2 separate regions of the Homo sapiens genome follow, and region 2 is linked to region 1. Evidence: read pairs that join two places in POLR2A ChIA-PET (ENCODE). Cell type or tissue: HepG2. All regions are shown on one strand. Each heading gives the region's core, and the rest is flanking DNA. Links, peaks and the distances in the headings are about the cores only. Region 1 overlaps GIGYF2 (GRB10 interacting GYF protein 2). Region 2 holds the start of NGEF (neuronal guanine nucleotide exchange factor).

Evidence for each region. Peaks named below come from ENCODE experiments on the same cell type or tissue, not always from the same donor. Only the 100,000 strongest peaks of a DNase experiment are listed, where the experiment ranks them.
Region 2: POLR2A ChIA-PET joins it to region 1 with 16 read pairs; 3 of 35 experiments call an interaction of 5 or more read pairs at or near these places.

The regions. Positions count from the first base shown.
Region 1 is chr2:232,855,266-232,860,643 of GRCh38, forward strand. GIGYF2 (GRB10 interacting GYF protein 2) reads left to right here. Exons shown (of 29, transcript NM_001103146.3): 29 at 1,528-5,340. The coding sequence ends at 1,595. Among named protein-coding and RNA genes, the nearest start is that of SNORC, 12 kb to the right of the region's middle. In HepG2, for the core only: no CTCF peak of the experiment used is centred there; DNase peaks (open chromatin) are centred at 1,596 and 2,096.
Region 2 is chr2:233,010,059-233,015,436 of GRCh38, forward strand. It overlaps NGEF (neuronal guanine nucleotide exchange factor), which reads right to left and starts at 3,198. Exons shown (of 15, transcript NM_019850.3): 1 at 3,010-3,198. LOC101928881 (a long non-coding RNA gene) reads left to right here and starts at 2,556. Exons shown (of 3, transcript NR_136325.1): 1 at 2,556-2,911; 2 at 3,082-3,189. In HepG2, for the core only: no CTCF peak of the experiment used is centred there; DNase peaks (open chromatin) are centred at 2,513 and 3,243; H3K4me3 peaks cover 2,014 bases.

The DNA.
Region 1 (5,378 bases), core at 212-5,211:
TGAGTAGCGACAGGTTTTTGCCATGTTGGCCAGTCTGGTCTCTAACTCCTGGCCTCAAGTAATCCACCCACCTCGGCCTCCAGTGTGCCCAGCCAGCATTAGGTTTTCAGCTGTCAGTTGTGTTTGTGAGTACTGCTTATTGCCTTCAATGGGTATGCTAGTACTGCTTTTTCTAAGCCAAATTCCCTTTTGGTTAATCAAACATTGCTAACTGAAATCTTTTCCTTTGCAGATATATTTACAGTAGATCGAGTTAGAGTACTTTAATCTTCTTGCTCTGTCTACTGTGGGAAAGAGAATATGCGAGGACTCTAAGGATCTTAATAGTGTGTCTTCCATGGAGCCTCTTACCCTGAGTATCAAAAGCTCTGGGCCAGAACTTTCATAAAGTTTTTGACTGGTGGGAAGAAGTATTCCCATTAAAGTGGGTTGAGGTTTAAAGGGGTATTAATCCCACTCAGATTTCAAAGTTATGTGGTCAAGTAGTTACAAAGAACTTAGTGTATACAACCCTCCATGGTAACCCCCCTGCCCACCCCCATCTCTTTTAAGGTAGACCTCCTGCATGAACTTTCCTCCAGGGCCAGCCCAGCCTGTCCTTGATACACACTCACATCCCATTCTTTTCTCTGATTCTCTGAAGCAGTGGTTTGCAGGGGGTTTTTTTGTTTTGTTTTTTTTTTGAGACAGAGTCTCGCTCTGTCACCCAGGCTGGAGTGCAGTGGCGCGATCTCGGCTCACTGCAAGCTCCTTCGACCAGGTTCAAGCAATTCTTCTGCCTCAGCCTCCCGAGTAGCTGGGACTACAGGTGCCCACCACCACACCTAGCTAATGTTTTTTTGTATTTTTAGTAGAGACGAGGTTTCACTATGTTAGCCAGGATGGTCTCGATATCCTGACCTCATGATCCGCCTGCCTTGGCCTCCCAAAGTGCTGAGATTAAGGCATGAGCCACCACACCCGGCCTGCAGTTCTTTTTAATTGGTGATGCTATTTTGTTTTATTTTCCTTCCTAATTAGGTTATATCAGAACCTTAAGAAAATAAAAAATCTCTCTCATTGGAAGAACAGAAAGCTACTGCTGTGACCTTTATCTTTGTCTCCCTGTAATACTTCTATGGTATGCTCAAAAACAAAAGACTGGCCAGGCACGTTGGCTGACGCCTGTAATCCCAGCAATTTGGGAGGCCGAGGCGGGCGGATCATTTGAGGTCAGGAGTTCAAGACCAGACTGGCCAACATGGTGAAACCCTATCTCTACTAAAAATACAAAAAAAATGAGACGGGCATGGTGGCATGTGTCTGTAATCCAGCTACTTGGGAGTCTACGGCATGAGAATCTCTTGAACCCAGGAGGTGGAGCTTGCTGTGAGCCGAGATCACGCCACTGCACTCCAGCCTGGGTGACAGAGTGAAACCCTGTCTCACAAACAAACAAACACAGACTTACATTCCAGCTCACCGCCTAGAATTTGAGCCGCTTGGTTGCCTGGGTGTGGTCACTCATAGCCAGTTTTTTTTCTGCAGGATTTTCAGTCAATGCATCATCGGAGCGACTCAACATGGGTGAAATCGAGACGTTGGATGACTACTGAGCACCTGCCAGTGGACTGGCCATCCCTCTCCTGTCTGCCGACTATGGAGTCTCCACCTTTGGACACAACACTTACTCACCATTTACTCTTTATCACTCTGCAACAAATCACAGAACCGATCATCTCAGGCTTTTTCTTCTGGCCCTTTGTGTCCAAGATTCTTTAATCCATTTTTGTTGGTGAACATCTCAGACTATAGATAAGTGGACTGGACCCTGTGTCTTGGGGGTGGCAGTTGGGATTACTCCCCAACAAGGCTGATTTTAGGCAGCATGTGTTCACTGTGCTGTGATTTCATCTACTGTCTCCCAGAAAGTGTGTTGGGATCGGCCATTAGCAGCTTGCTTTCTCTTGTCACTTTTTTTCTTCTATTTTGTTTTTTCTTCTTCTTTTTCCCCCCATCAGGGCAAATGGTCTAACTGGTGCAATCATGAAGAGAGTTAATGGTTAACAGACATTGGCCAATAACAAAACACCCCATGGACTGTGACTCGAGTATCCAACAGGCAGTCAGAGCTCTCCCGGTCTGAAAGTTGCATTGCCACTGCTAACTTTGGGATTGCATCAGAGAGGCCCTGAGTGGGGTTGAGATGAGGTTGGTTTGGTTTGATGTTACACACTCCTCACCTGTTCTTTCTGAGTGTCCTTTCTCTGAAAGGATTTATGTTTTTCTTCGTTAGATAGTGACTTCTGAGCAAGCTGATCTCCCCTGGCATGCTCCAACCTGATTGGACAAAGGAAGCTCTATGGCCTGGGAGAGAGACTATTCTTAATTTTTCTTTCTTACAAAAACTGATTTTTCCCATAAATATTTTTACTTCAGAGGACTAGGACCATTTTGTTTTGGGCCCTTCTGCTGAAAATTTGTCTCGTTTAAGAGGCAGCTAGAATCTTTACCATATGTATGAATTTGTATAATTTCATTTTTGGATAGGGATAAACTTTTGCTTCTGATAAAAGCCTGGAATTTCATCTGGTCCTCAGAGCATTGCGTGTGTGTCTTGCTGTAGCCCGGAAAAGGTTTTGTGTAAAGATTCTGGGATGGCAAGTTGTTTGCCTTTTCTGAAAAGAGAACATACAGAACCTGTCCATCTTTAAGACCTTCATCCATGGAATCTACTATACAGGAGGATGCAGTGGGCTGGAGGGGATGGGCGAAAATGGGAGCAGGAAGCCTGGCCTGGCTTCTGGTCATGGCCTCCTAAAACCTTAAACTTCAAGTAGAAATGTACTCAAGCCCTATTTATAAACAAATACTTTTCCTGCCTCCACCAAACCCCTACAGAACATCACCTGGAATTGCCACTCACACTGGGTTGGAGTCATTGGGCAGCTGTGCCTGTGCGAGAGGTGCTGTGGTCTGGGCAGCCCCTGGAAAAGCACCTTTGCTGCCTGTCATTGTTGCCTGAAGAAGGCTGGAGTTGCTCTGAGAGCAGTTTGGGTTTGGAGTATTATATTTGGCTTCTATTTTTATTATTTTGGATCACCATTCTCCCTATCCCTTCTTGCCTCCCTCCCTTCTAAACATGTGTAATAACTATACAGAGACTGCTACAAAATTGTATATAGTTTTTGGATCAAATAGCATGAGGGGAGAGGAAACCATTAAAAGTTGGGGCTCCTACTCTCCTTTGCTTTGTAAATTCAAAAGTTGGGGGTGGGTAAGAGGGATAGTTAAAATGTTTACAAAACTTTAGGCTCCCTCGGAACTTTTGCCAGTGTGGAGGAAAATAAAAAAGAACTTAAATAAAATCTGATTGTATTCTATCTGAGTGCACCTCTTGTACTCACCTTTATGGAGGCTGAGTTCTGCACTAAACTGTTCCTCTTGGTACCATGGAAAAGCTCCAAGCACCCAAGACATGGAGGCAGCCATGGCTTCTTTCTCTGCCAGACCACGTAGCACTGGCTGGTTCTGTATTTGAGAATGTAGAGGTCAAGGCAGATGTCGGTAAGTTTGACCAAATATCTTTTCTCTTTTTGACTCTCCCTTTCTGCTAACATGTGGATCAGCTCCTGCCCTCATACCGCAGACACACCCACTCTGAACACACCCCTCCAGAGCTTGCCCACACCTTCCCAACTAGACTCTGTGTGTGTATTCAGGAAAAATGAAAATAAATTTTTAAAAATTGGGAGTGGAATGGGCAGATTAGGGGGAACAAAGTCATTTTGGTCATGGAACATCCATTTGCTTAACCAAGGAGACTTGCTTCTATCTGAGGAATTTCCCACTTAGTAGAAAGAAACACTCTTCCCTGGGAATGTTTGTTTCTGTCTCTCTCAATGCTACTCTCTTTCATATTCTCATTTGCTCACCCTTTCACTTAGAGCCACCGTTTTCTCATCCCATTCTATGAACTTATTTCCAAATTCTCCTAACTATTCCTGAGTTTTGAAGTATTTGTTTTGTACCCTCTCTGCTTCCGGTTTTTTGTTTGGTTGGCTTTTTTGGAGATAGGGTCTTGTGATGTTGCCCACACTGGTCTCGAGCCCCTGGGCTCAAGTGATCCTCCCGCCTCAGCCTCCTAAATATCTAGGACTACAGGTGTGTGCCACCATGCCCAGCTCCAGTTTTGTTGGTTGATTTGTTTAAATTCAGAGATTTAAAAACATCCCAGACAAGACAGTTTGATTATGGAGACTGTCCCCAAGCAGATTGGTGTGCTGGTGGCTGCTGTGCATAACAGATTCCCTCCAGATTGGCTTACAACAGCTACTTCATTCTGTGGGTCAGGAATTTGGATAGGGCTCAGCTGGGTGGTGGTTCTCCTGGGGTATTCTTTGGTTGTGGTCAGATGTCTTCCAGGGCATCATTCCTATGAAGGCTTAATGAATTAGGCAAGCTGTCCAAGATGGCTCACTCGTGTAATGACAGTTGACGTTGGCTGTAGGCTGGGAACTCAGCTGGGTTGATGACTGGAGGAGCTTATGTGTGTCGTCTCCGGAATGGCAGCTTCAGAGGAGTTGAACTTAAGTGGTGATTGGCTTCCCCCAGAGAACCAGGCAGAAGCTGTGTTACCTTTTTGAGCTCTTAGCTCAGGAGTCACATAGAGTCACTTCTGTGACACTGTGTTGCATCAAAGTAGTCACAAACCCACTCAGATTCAAGAGAAGGGAGCATGGCCCTCTCCCTGCAACCCCCTCCCCCCCCGCCTTGATGAAAGGAGTGACAAGGTCACATTGGAGAAGAGCTTGTGGGGTGGGAGATATTATAGCCATTTTTGGGAAATATCTGCATAAAATGAGTTTATGCATACATGAAGGACTTTATTTTCATTGGCTTTAAGTTGAGGGTTTTTGTTTTTGTTTTTGTATTGGAGATGGGTTCTTACTATGTTGCCCAGGCTGGTCTCAAACCCCTGGGCTCAAGTGATCCTGTTGCCTCAGCCTCCCAAGTAGCTGGGACTACAGCTATGTGCCAGTGCACCCAGCTTGTTTTTTTTAAATTTTAGGATAGATAATGGTACTTCTGGCTTTATTTAAATAATTTTTTTAGGGAAACCATTGTATTTATACATGCATATATTTTTATATATACAAATATGTATATAAAAGTATATGTTTTACATTTTCAATATATATATAATATATACATATATGTTATATACGTATATATATTGCACCCTACTTTAAAATTGACTGATAACAAAATTGGTAATTTTGTATAAAATGCCCAACTGTGCATTATTAATAAAAGTATGTGAATGACTCTAATTAAACAGAAGTGATTCTTTGAAATGAACATATTCTGTACTGTCCTTCCAATATGTGACGTAGATC
Region 2 (5,378 bases), core at 172-5,171, 150 kb after region 1:
ATTTTTGTATTTTTAGTAGAGATGGGGTTTCACTATGTTGACCAGACTGGTCTTGAACTTCTGACCTCTGGTAATCCATGCGCCTCAGCCTCCCAAAGTGCTGGGATTACAGGTGTGAGCCAGCACGCCCAGCTGGCATCTTTTAAACAGACCTCATGCCTCCCCTGTCTCTGCCTCCACTGGCCCAACCCTTACTGCAGGGCTCCCTCCCTTTTGCTAAAACCCTGCTGTCCCTTCACCTGGAATGTGCTATCTGTGAACGTATGCTATTTAGAGAACCTGGAGCATTCATTCTGAGTGAGTGTGAAAAGAATTACTACCTTATTTTCAAGGTAGTAATGCTTGCTTTATAATACATCAAACCACACCCCCAGTTCTTCTCCTCCTCCTGGAAAATCATTAATAAGTGATGGAAGATTGTTGAATGATGGCCAGCTCAGAGGCCACCTCCTCCATGCAGGCCTTGCTGATCATCCATCCCTTTGATGGTGCCCATCCTCCTCATTTGAACGTGTGATTTTTTTTTTTCCTTGTCCACAGGCAAAGTGAGTTGAGGCAGGAAGATTGTGAGATGGCCTCACCCAGGCTCCCAGGTCCTTAATCAACCACCTGAGCTAGTTTCCCAAAAGCAGCCCACAGAGGGTGCTCCAGCAAATGGCCCCTCCTCAGTGCTCAGACCCCATGTGGTCTCCCACGGCCCTGGCCTCCAGGATGGCTGCCAAACAAAGGGAGGAGGAGTAAGGCTGAAGTCCTCAGCCTTCTGGGGTGGGTCCTCCAGTCTGGAGGCAGAATTCCACCCCCTGGTCTGACCTCTCCCAAGGTGGGGAGAGGTGGTCCCAGGCCAAGGGAAGGAATTTTTCCTGAGGCCCAGCAGCCTCCTGAAGACACCATCATGGTAGCAGAGGGGGCTTAGGTGCGGGGAGAAGGGGGGTCTGAAAAGAGGCAGCCCATCCAGGCTCAGAGATGGAACCCCCTGCTCCGCTGGGCCACGGTGCCTCTCAGCCTCAGGATCCTATCACCGTTGTTGGGGTGAGAGGGCTGGTGTGCTCTTTTCACCAAGCGGGGTTTCTGGCCTGGCCTCGGGGGTGTGGGACACAGCATCGCTTCATCTCCACTAGCCTGAGGGCCACCATTGTCCCATCTGTGTCCCCAGCCCCACTTCAAAGCCTCACACATACACTGTGCACAGCAATTATCTATGAAGGAGTAAAGGAATTTTTGCCATTGGGGTTGTGCTGGGGGGTGACTTCAGAGCATCAGAGCTGACTCCTTACTCGGGAAGCAATGGGCCCATGTAGATGGGGAAGGGACGTCATCTTGGGAGACGGGATGTCCGACTTGGTGCTGGTGGCTCACCAGCTTCTTGGGACAAACAGCAGCTCCTGCGCCCCTGGTAGAGCCAGCAGGCTTGGGTGGTTAGGTTTGGTCTCCTCTGAGAGGCTCTGGGTGGCCCCACAACATCTGGGCTATTTTGTTACTGGTACAAGCTTCCGGTCTCCCACAGGCCAAGGGAAGTTCTTAAAGCAATGAAAAAAAAAAAAAAAAAGGAACAGAGACAGAGTCTTGCCAGGTTGCCCAGGTTGGAATGCAGTGATATGATCATAGCCCACCGCATGACTTCTGGGCTCAAGCAGCCCTCCTGCCTCTGCCTCCTGAGTGGCTGAGACTACAGGCATGCATCAGCTCTTCTTAAAGCAATTCATCTTCCCCCATGTCTAGCCTCATCTGTGTCCCCAGCCCCACTGGGGCAGAAAGCTGTGGAATGTTACTCACACTGTCATTGGATCAACCCCTGGCTTTCCTGTGGGGATCCCCTCCCTGGGAGGGGTTCCCATGACAATTTGGGCTCCAGAAAGGGATGTGGGAGGAGAGTGCGGTGGAGGGAGGTGGTCTGTGGTCTCCCTTCATGGACCAGAAAGCTTGACCCCCAAGGGGACCCTGGCTTCTACTTCCTCAGAGCTAAGCAGTGCCAAGGGGCAGCCTGAGACATGGGCAAAGGGGAAGCCTAAATGGAAAAAGAGAGAGAGAGAGAGAGAAAGAGAGAAGGGGCAGGGAGGACAAAGACACATGGCAAGTGTCCAAGCTGGAACATTCCCACCAGTGGCCTTATTGCATTAAGGATTTTCCCAAAAAGCAGAAATACACTGATAGTCAATGGAACATAGCAGAGCTGTCACGAGCCCAGGAAACACAAGTCCCACCTCTACACAGCCAGAGACTGTGTGACTGTCCCAAATTTTAAATCAAGATAGACAATAAGAACCTACCACTTTCACATCCAAGAAAACTGTGTCCCTACACATTTCAGTCACACCGTGCTGTGGCTTGAGGCCAGCCAGATGCAAAAATCAGGAAGGTTCTGAGGGGTAGGGCCTTCTGTCTTTCTGAAAGGGGCCCCTGAGCGGAGGGGGCAGTGCTGGGGGAGCTAAAGCGCAGTGGGCTGTCACTTCACGACTATGACTTCTGTTTCCCAAGTGCACTTCCTGACCCTGAGATTTGTGCCATGGCACACAGGAATCAGGGCACTTCCGTTTACATATACGCTCATTATCAGGACTGGCGTCGTGGGTGTGGGGCCTGGGCAGTCACAGGGCCCTGTTCTTAGAAGGTGCCCCGGCTTGCTTTAATGCTGTGTTGTTGTCCTTTTGAAAGCCTTACTATTTTAACAAGGGGCCCTGCATTTTTATATTGCACAGGGCCCTGCAATTATGCAGCCATTCCTGCTTTTGATCTCACTTACCCCACAGCCATAATGGAAGAGCGCCTGGAAGGAGTCCTTATCCTGATTCCCAGATGGTGAAACTGAGTGCCAGGAGGGGCAGTGCTGAAGCCGAGACCAGACAGGATCCCTCGGGTGGAATCCAGGGCTGCTGTTTCTCTTGGGGGCTCCTCCTCAGTGAATGGATGGGTGGTAATCTCCTTTCCTACCTGTCCTAGCGGTAGCCTCTGTTCCTTCTCTTGTTTTATCTCATTTTATTTTTTTAAAAAATACCAAAACCATTCTCTCACCTGCCAGAGAGGAGCTCATAGGAGTTGGGCTTCCTCAGAGAGTGTTCCTCCCTCGTCCCCTGTCCTGTCCAGGCACCTGCGAGCAGGATGGTGTGTCCCCGGCTAAATCCACAGGCGCTCCACTCTGTCCCAGAGAGCCCACAGCCAAAAACTTCGTCCTGTCCTGGAAAAGCTTCACTGGTAAGCATTCCCGACCTTTAGACCTGCCTTGGCCCATAGCTGGCCACGAGCCCATAACGATCACTTCCCGGCTGGGTGTTTACCTTCCTGGGCCCCATGGGTTGAGCCAGGGTGGCAGCCACATACCTGACACAAAAGTGGTGCAGGAGGGAAGGGCTATCTGAGGGGAAGGCTGGGCATGGCTGGAATACCCGCCGCCCGCCCAGTGCAAGATAATGCTGATGGTCACACCAAGAGGGGCCCGTGGCTCAGCTGGCCCACCAACCCCAAGCATTGGCCAAGCCAGCTGCACGGCCCTCAAATCTGAGATTTGGGAGAGGCTTTGGGGTCCTCCAGGGTTCTAGTCACTTCCTGCCATGGCCATCTGGCCTTAACTCAATCACTTCCAGGCATGGAACACTCACTGCTTTGTAAGGCATCTTGCTCCATTATTATTATTATTATTATTATTATTATTATTATTATTATTCCCTCTAATAGCTTCCTTTAATCCAGTGCTTACTACATGACAGGCACTGGGCTAAGTACATTACATAATCTATGTAATCCTTGTGTTGTCACTATGACCAGAGAATCATGCCCATTTTAAAGATGCAGAAACAGAGGCTCAAGAAATTGATCATCTTGCTCAAAGCCCCACAGCTAGTAAGTTGGGGATCCAGGATTCAAACCCAAGCCAACTAGTATCAAAACCACTACCATCATTTGCCAAGTTTAATTGCTACATCATCCATCTTTATATAAAACTCAAATCAGCGTTTGTTTTAGCTATCTGTTCTGGAAACAAATTAACTCAAAGTGTGTGGCTTGAAATAACACTCATTTGTCATCTCAGTTTCTGTGGCTAGAAGTCTGGGCACTGCTTGGCTGGGTTCTCTGCTCAGGGTTTCTCATAAGTTGCCATCCAAGTGTTGGAGGGGCTGAGGTCTCATCTCATGGCTCCACTAGGGGGGATCCACTTCCAAGCTGCTGGTGTTGGCAGGATTCAGTTTCTTAGGGCTGTAGGATGAAGGCCTCAGCCCCTCTCAGCTGTCAGCTGTGGCCACTATCAGTCCTTTGCCATGTGGGCCTCTCCGCCCTGGCAGCTCGTTGCATCAGAGAGGGCTATGGAGAGAGTCTGGGAAGAGGTAGGTCAGTCTTTTGTAATATACTCAAGGATGTGATATTCCATCACTTCTGGCATATTCTACTCGTTAGAAGGAAGTCATCAGGCACAGCCTACACTCAAAGGTAGGGGATTACACAGGGCACAATACCAGGGGTGGGGGTCCCTGAGGGCCATCTTTGAAAGTTCCCACAGCCATCTGATTGCCACAAAACATGGGTTTCAGTTTTGTCCCTGAAAGCCAGATTGAAGTAGTCTCTCATCTATTCTCTCACCCATCCATCCACCCATCCACCCATCCATCCACCCATCCACCCATCCATCCGTCCATCCATCCATCCACCATCCATCCACCCATCCATCCATCATCCACCCATCCACCCATCCATCCACCCATCCATCCATCCATTATCCACCCATCCACCCATCCATCCACCCATCCACACTTCCATCCACCCACCCATCCATCCACCCACCCTTCCATCCATCCATCCACCCACCATCTATCCATCCAACCATCCATCCATCCATCCATCCATCCATCCATCCATCCATCCATCCACCCAACCATCTACTCATCCATTCATCCACCCACTCATCCACCCATTCATCTACCCAACCATCTACTCATCCATTCATCCACCCACTCATCCACCCATTCATCTACCCATCCATCTACTCAACTACCCATCCACCCACCCATTCATCCATCCACCCATCCATCTATCCACCCATCCACCCATCCATCTATCCACCCATCCACCCATCCATCTATCCACCCATCCATCCACCATCCATCCATCCACCATCCATCCCTTCACCCATCCATCCATCCACCCACCATCTATCCATCCATCCACCCACCCATCCACCCACCAATCCACCCACCCACCTACTCATCCATTCATCCACCCACTCATCCACACATCCACCCACTTATCCACACATCCATCTACCCATCCATCTACTCATCCACCCATCCACCCACCCATTCATCCATCCACCCATCCACCCATCCAGTCATCCACCCATCCATCCACCCATCCACCCATCCATCTATCCATCCACCATCCATCCATCCACT